Linked DNA regions of Mus musculus: region 1 is linked to region 2. The links are chromatin loops, found by intact Hi-C in ENCODE. Cell type or tissue: heart. All regions are shown on one strand. Links, peaks and the distances in the headings refer to the core of each region. The heading gives the core; the rest is flanking DNA.

Evidence for each region. Hi-C counts contacts between places; a loop is a spot of excess contacts. Peaks named below come from ENCODE experiments on the same cell type or tissue, not always from the same donor. Only the 100,000 strongest peaks of a DNase experiment are listed, where the experiment ranks them.
Region 1: a loop joins it to region 2, with 2.9 times the contacts of the local background. A loop is called at or near these places in 14 of 42 quality-filtered maps.

What each region holds. Positions count from the first base shown.
Region 1 is chr12:81,913,944-81,917,655 of GRCm38, forward strand. The region is part of intron 5 of Pcnx (pecanex homolog); the gene reads left to right. Among named protein-coding and RNA genes, the nearest start is that of Pcnx, 56 kb to the left of the region's middle. In heart, for the core only: no CTCF peak of the experiment used is centred there; a DNase peak (open chromatin) is centred at 1,798.
Region 2 is chr12:81,617,737-81,621,448 of GRCm38, forward strand. No RefSeq gene overlaps it. Among named protein-coding and RNA genes, the nearest start is that of Ttc9, 12 kb to the right of the region's middle. In heart, for the core only: a CTCF peak has its summit at 1,813 (motif pointing right); a DNase peak (open chromatin) is centred at 1,795.

The DNA.
Region 1 (3,712 bases), core at 532-3,031, 300 kb after region 2:
TCTTGACAACCAGGTCATAGTCTTAGAGCACTGAGTCTGCTTGCATTTAGGGGTCATATATCTTTATCTTATTGTATATCTAAAAAGCACTAAGCAAGGGTTTTGTTGTTTGTGTTTTATGATAATCTAGCTGCTTGAGATTTATACACATACAACTCTACCATTGTAGCCAGGTATAGAGGAGCTTAGATAATGTCTGGAATTCACTAGTCTGTTGTCTAGCTTAGGAGTCCACATGCTTATTTTTGCAGAGGCCTAGGTAGCTCTGCAGCTCATCTGTCCCCTCGGTACCCAGCTCTGTTGTTATGGAGGGGAAGGATCTCTAAACTACTTGTGAGTGGACATGGCTGTACCAGACTGCCGTGAGTCCTTTACAAACACGGTCAGCCTGGATTCCACAGTTCTTGCTTGGTTGGTTGTCTTCATGTGCATTTACCCAGCTCTCACTCCAGGCTGTTGGTACATCACAGATGAGCCCGTTATGACTTTAAAAAGAGTTGTAGGAAACTTACCCACACTCATAGCCAAATTCAAACTACTATACTACTTTAAAATAGTGTAAAAAATACTTATTGTTTGTGGATTTGAGTTCGTGGGTGTGAGTGTGAGTATGGGTGGGGGAAAGAGAGAAGGAGAGAGAGAGAGAGAACTGAACTCAAGAATAGCATCCACTGTTAATGCAGGAGCCATCTCTCTGGTCCCTCAAATAGTTTGTAACTTGGCTTTTATCTGTTCTTATTATGTACATGGCACTGTTTTAAATATTGTAAATTAATCAGTGAATAGTTTGTACTCTCTTACGGCTTTCACGGTCTTATTATGGAGTTGTAGTACTGTGAATCAGTTATAAGAGTAAACAGATGGAGACTACGAAAAGTGGTAATCTTAAATAGAGTGGCTTTTTACCTACATCGAAGACCTAAAGAGAGCCCCTTCTCTGCAGGGGCAGCAAATGCAAGAGGTGTGAAGTCCTGAAGAGCACACCTGTCAGGTTTGAAAACCAGCATGTGTGGGTGGTAGAATGTCTCAGAGGGCATTTCTAAAGATACTTGTTCTAATTCCTGGGGAGATGAACTGCCATCGTAGCCCTGACTCTAAGGCTGTATCAAAGGGGTGGATGCTGAAGTTGGGAGGTCGTTTGGATGGCCATTGTAAACATGAGGGTAGTAAGACATGGTCTATTTACATTCTGTGTGTGTGTGTGTGTGTGTGTGTGTGTGTGTGCGCGCGCTAATAAGATGCTGTTAGAGGATTTTAGTAGTGTCCTATAAGATTTTAATAGTACTATTTGGGATGGACAGCAGGAACAATGGGGTGTCCTTTCTAAATTAAAGACAGGAGAGAATGGAGGCTGGGGTGGGACATCCAGTTGGGGCATATTTAGTATGTGCTTCTTTGGGACCTCAGTGCAGTCATGAGAAGAGAGAAGTCAGGTTAGGTGTCTGGGTTTGACATTTAGGAATTGTCAATTTGCAAATACCAAGCAGCCCAGCCAACACATTAAATATGGGGTAAGAGCTATGCATGCAGGCTCATGCCTAGAACTTGGGAGGGTGAGACAGAGGATTGTTATGAGTTCAACGCCAACCTGGGGCAGCAAAGTGGCAAAGTGAGTTCTAAACCACCCTTTATTTATAGAGACCTTTTCCAAACAAAAACAAAAAAACAAAACAAAAACACCACCACCACCAAACAACAGCAAAGCAAGCAAAGTGCAAAAGCACACACTGAGTCGGGTTCTTCTGAAGTTGGTAAACTGATGGGGCAGCTCTGCAAGGTTTGCAGGCACAGGGTTTCCATGGTCCTGGCTGGGCTTTGTCACCACCTAGTGGCAACTGTGTGAGCTGCTGAAATGCTGTTTGGGACTGCCAGTTTTTGAAGTATATAAATGTGTGTGGTAACTTCATTCCTATTATAGTTTTAGGAGAGAGTGTTTGCTTTTACCACTGAGATTCAAGTGAACACCTAACCCTCCTCTGAGTTATAGTTTGTCTATATGGTTACAATAATTAAAGCATAGTTTTCTTTTTGTTGTTTTTTGTATTTATAGCTCAGACTAGCCTCAAATTCATGATCTTGCTACCTCCGTCTCCTAAGTGCTTAGATTACAGGCATGTGTCACCACATCTAAATTAATTTTCTTTTGATGAAGCTAACATCAGGTTCAGGCATCCTTTCCTGTCAAAATGAAGGTTTTAAAAGTCAGCTTTTGTGTAGGTAGATGGACTTTTTATGTCTATTACTTTATGAAGTCTGTATGATAATTTAAGTCAGTAGCTCCTACTGTAAATAAAAGATGAAGGGATGCTCTTATAACATAGAGCAACATGTGTTTTTTTCTTAAGGGGCTTACTTATAATTGCTTCATCAGTAATGAAAGAAAATATAGGATTTTAGCCTGTAATTATTACTATTTTTTGTTAATATTTAACATATTCTCATTGAGGACATGGAACATGCTGTACATGATTTTGGGTTTATTATATTTTCTTCTTTGAGGATTTCATATCCACACGATGTGTTGTGATCACATTAACTCCCACTCCTCCCTCAGCTCTGTCCAGCTCCATCCCCTGCCCCTGCTACTTCATCCCAGCTTTGAGTCTTCAGTTAAGTGTGTGTGTGTGTGTGTGTGTGTGTGTGTGTATGTGTGTACACGTAGTTTGTGCTGTCTTAGTATAATCACAGGTGTGGGTCCATTCAGTGGAGCACCCTCCTAGGGCACCCCTAAAGTGATTCTTCCTCCCCCAGACACACCACCATATGGCACATCCCTCAGAAGTGGGGCCTGTGAGCTCCTGTCATTTTGTGACTACCACAAACTATGAGATACCTTGCATCATGTTGTATTTCGTTTGAGCATTGATCAACACTTTGATTCTGTTGTTTGTTTCTTCCTACTGTAGTTCATAACTTTTTATGTGACTGATCAACACGGTGGTGGTTGTATGTGTATTTGTGTAATGTGGACATACATGTGCTATGATGTGTGTGTGGAGGTCAGAGCACAGCTGTGTGATGTTAGTGTCTCCTTCCCTCTTCAGGCTCCTGGCATATACTCAGGTGGCCAGGATTGCACAGCAAGCCCTTCACCCACTACATCATTTTGGAGCTCCATTCTAGGTTTTTGTTTGTTTGTAAAATAATCTTACTAGTGTTTCCCAAAAATTAAAGTATTTCCTGAGACACAATATTAACAGTTACTATTAATTTTGTTTTTAAAATATATACATATAATTATATATGTGGATATATTCAGCACTTCCTGCTTGCTACTGAACAAGTTTGATCACAAATCTTTTAGATGAAGACACAAAGGCTCCAAATGGTAACCTAAGGTTATCTATTTGGAAGTTAGAAATAGAGCTCGCAGCAGGCTGTGGTGGCACACACCTGAAATTGCAGACTCATGCTGGATCATGAGGACCTGAAGTTCAAGGCTAACCTAGGCTAAATACAGAGATCCTCTTCAAAATCGAGGTGGGGGAAGGAAGAGGAGAGAACACACACACACACACACACACACACAAACTTTTTCTGAAGCCTTTGAAGAGCTCAAATGATTTGACAGTTCCGTTCCTTCCATCAGTTAGAATGGGTCTTTGGGTTGACTGGTTAGCTCTGCTTGAGGTTTGCTCATACTTGACTTACTACTGTATACTGTGAGTTCTTTTCTTTGTTAACCAGTGCAGAAGCTGACATGTATCTGTAT
Region 2 (3,712 bases), core at 441-2,940:
GTTTTCAGCCCTGGAGCTGCAGGGGATGGGCTGAATCTTGGCTCCCCCTGAACAATCTAGTGAGTCGCTGAGAAGCGAGGTGATTTTCACAGGGGCTTCAGTGCTTCAGGCAATATCTTATTTGTCCTTTCTTTTGGCTCTTAGAAACAATACAATAACTGGACCTTCATCTTAGGGAAGATGAAGACATTTTAATCTATCCTAAGCACATGACCCACTCAATGGGTCTCCACACTAGCAGGAGACTACCCCTGTCTTGTAAGCCTCAGTTCTCACAACAACTTGGAACTGAGGACTTAACATATTCATTCAGAGCAGAGGTTCTCAACCTGTGGGTGGTGACTTCCTTGGAGTCTTGAATGGCCCTTTCACAGGGGTCATCGCCTAAGATCATTGGAAAGCACAGATAATTCGTAGCAAAACTGCACTTATGAAGCAGCAGTGAAAATGGTTTTATGGTTGGAGGTCAGCACAACATGAGGGACAGGAGTAAAGGGTCGCAGCTTCAGGAAGGCTGAGAACCACCAATTCAGAGTCCAAACTCTGCTCTGGGCCTTCTCTTCTCCACACTAAGCTGGGCTGAATAACACTATACTTTAAGTAACAACCAGTTCAAAACAGAGCAAGACCTTTACCTGGCAACACTATCAGTGCTCGGTGAAGATAGGACAAACGTGTCAGCTCCCGTGGGAATTACTTACTGGAAAATAGGAAGCAAAGGAAGATAGGAAGGAGAGGATAAGGAAAGAGGGGCAGGAAGAAGATAGCAATGAATAAATTCTACTTCAGACCATGAGGTATGAAAATGTGTGGCCAGAGACAGAGTGACAGAACCAAGTCAACTATTTTACATTCCCAAGAGTCTGGTTCATGTGTATTCATCCCGGTTCCTTGTCTCTGTCCTTCCCATCCTCAAACCCAAACTTCTCCCTCTCAGGTACGCTCTGCAGTGCTGACTTTACAGACAAAACCTCAGCAGTCTAAACAGGGCTGGGTTGCAGCTGAATATAGGCAAAGGAGATAAATAATGGATAATGGACTTGGCAGGCCACGGCGTAGCGGCCGTGGCAGAGTCTGTGGGAGTCCAGATGTGCGTTGGCAGATGTCAAGAGATACTGGATTTAAGAGAAGGCAAATAAAATCTGTCCTTCCAGAGTACCGGGATTAGGAGACTACACCCCACTGTCATCTCAGGACATCAAAAATGATCCATGTGATCCAAACATTTGTAATCACAGTTTGCTGTGAGGCAGAGTCTCTCTCATGGAGTCTGACAGGCATCATCTCTGCCTGGGCTTGCCAGCTCCAGTCTCATGTCACATTGTACCTGTCAGGCCTTCAACTCTGAAGGGACTGACTTTAGGAAGTACAGTGGTGTCAGCAAGTGATTGATATGTTGGTACACTGCATGTCTTCCTTTCCTCATAGAAACACTGAATAAAACCCCAGTGAGGACACTAGAGGCAGGCTGAGAAGCTACACCCATTCTGCCCCAGTCACCATAAAACCGAGAAGGGATTCTTCCACCAAAGAGGTGGTAGCTTGGCAGTTAGTCACATCCTGCTGGTACATCTGCCCCTCTATGTGGTGCAGTGCTAAGCAATTGGGAAGGATTCTTCCCATAAAGGCTCTGCAACATGGAAACAAGAAGGCAGCCCATGCACTCGGTGTCCTAGTTTATCTGGAGGCTGTCCAAGAGCCTGGTTGAGGTCACATCCGCCTCCAAGTGCCTTGTGCATTGCAAGACCCGCCAGAACCTAGCCACTGAAAACAAAGGTGAGTCTCAGATCAGAGCTGCAGTTCTCCAGACCAACACCAGAGGGAGCAAAAGAACAGAAAAGCTTTGAGAAATCCTTGCACCTTCACAGCTCACTGAAAGTCTTCTGGTACATCAAACTAAAGACTGGAACACACCGCTGCTTTCCAAATGTCCAAATACAGGCCGAAAATGTATAAGACATGCATAGTTATAGGAAAATACAGCTAAATCAAAAGAGTTTTTAAATTTTCTCTAGAAACCGATTCCACAAAAATATTTATGAATTGCCCGATAAAAAAAGTAAAACATTGCCGAGCGCGTGTGGCGCACACCTTTAATCCCACCACTTGGGAGGCAGAGGCAGGCAGATTTCTGAGTTCGAAGCCAGCCTGGTCTACAGAGTGAGTTCCAGGACAGCCAGGGCTACACAGAGAAACCCTGTCTCGAAAAAACAAAAAAGTAAAACATCGTGTCATAAAGATGTATAATGAACTAAAATATTGTGATCCAAGTTCTCTGATGGCGAGTCAGGTAGACTTCAAGTTCAAGACCAGCCTGGGCTTTGTGATGAATTCAAGACCTGCCTGAGTTTCATGGCAATACACTGTCTAACAAACAAACTAACAAAAACAAAAGAGCCAAAAGAGAAAAAAAAAATCAAATGAATGAAAAATTTAAATTATACATAAGTAAAATGAAAGTAACAACCAAGAGATGTAAACTATCAAAAGGGAAGTTGTATAGTTACTCCAGAAATACTGGGAAAATGGAAGGACAGACCATCCAAAGTGGTCAGGTTACTGGAGCACAAAGAAAAAATGAAGGGCTGGAGGGTGGGATCTCTAATCCCAGCATTCAGGAGGCAGAGGCAGGTGGATCTCTGTGAATTTAAGGTCAGCCTGGTCTACAGCGTGCGTTTCAGAACAGCCAGGGCTAAACAGAGAAACTCAGTCTTGAAAACCCAAAACAGAAGAGGAGGAGGAAACAGCCCAGTAAGCAAGGTGTGTGTGATGGTGCACACCACTAGCCCCAGCTTCTCAGGGAGGGAGCAGAGACCGTAACACTGTGGGAATCACCTGCCTCGCACAGAGAAGGCCCTGGCTCCATCTCTAGCACTGCAAGAGAGATGGGATGGGAAAGGTGATTATTGTATATAGGTTACTAAGGACAAAAGAGAATGCTATGGTAATAAGTGTACAGTGTATGTATTATGTATATGTTTGTATTATGTATACATAATTCAAGATGTAATTTGAGACATCAGTAACATGGGAAGAAGATAGAGTTATACGAGTGTAGTCTAAAATGCAGCTGAAGCTACGCTGTTGTCAACGGAAGGCTGAGTGCTATTAGTTTGTTTTATGCAATAATAAGAACAAAAAGAAAATATCTATAAAATGTAAACAAAAGGAAAGGAGAAAGTCAAAACATGTCACCTGCAGAAACACTCATTTAGAACACATGTAGGTTCTAGAACGCGAGTGTACCTCCTCTTTTTCTGCTTCCTGTGAGTGGCCCTTCCACCATGCTCCTCCTGCTATGCATGCTGTCTGACATAGACCAGAGCCAGGGGATGAAGGACCACAGACTGAGAGCCCTGAAACTGAGAGCCAAAGAACTCCTGCCTTCCATTGTTTGTGTCACTCTACCATAAATGCCACCGAAATGAAGAAGCATTTAATGCTATCCACAATGACACAGCAACAAAATAGATAACTAGAGAAACTGGCCAATCCCTGGAACCATGCACTGTATTAACGCTAAATCTCCAATCAATAAGAACATAAGAGACCAATAATGAGAAAGAAGTGATCAAGACCAGGTGGCTTCACTAAAGAACCCCAATGTGCAGTTAAAGAATGAGCAGTCTTCTGAAAATTAGGGGAAACTTTAGATCATTCTACCGCGTTAGCATTACCCTAAGACCTTAGCAGAAGACCACACCCAATACTG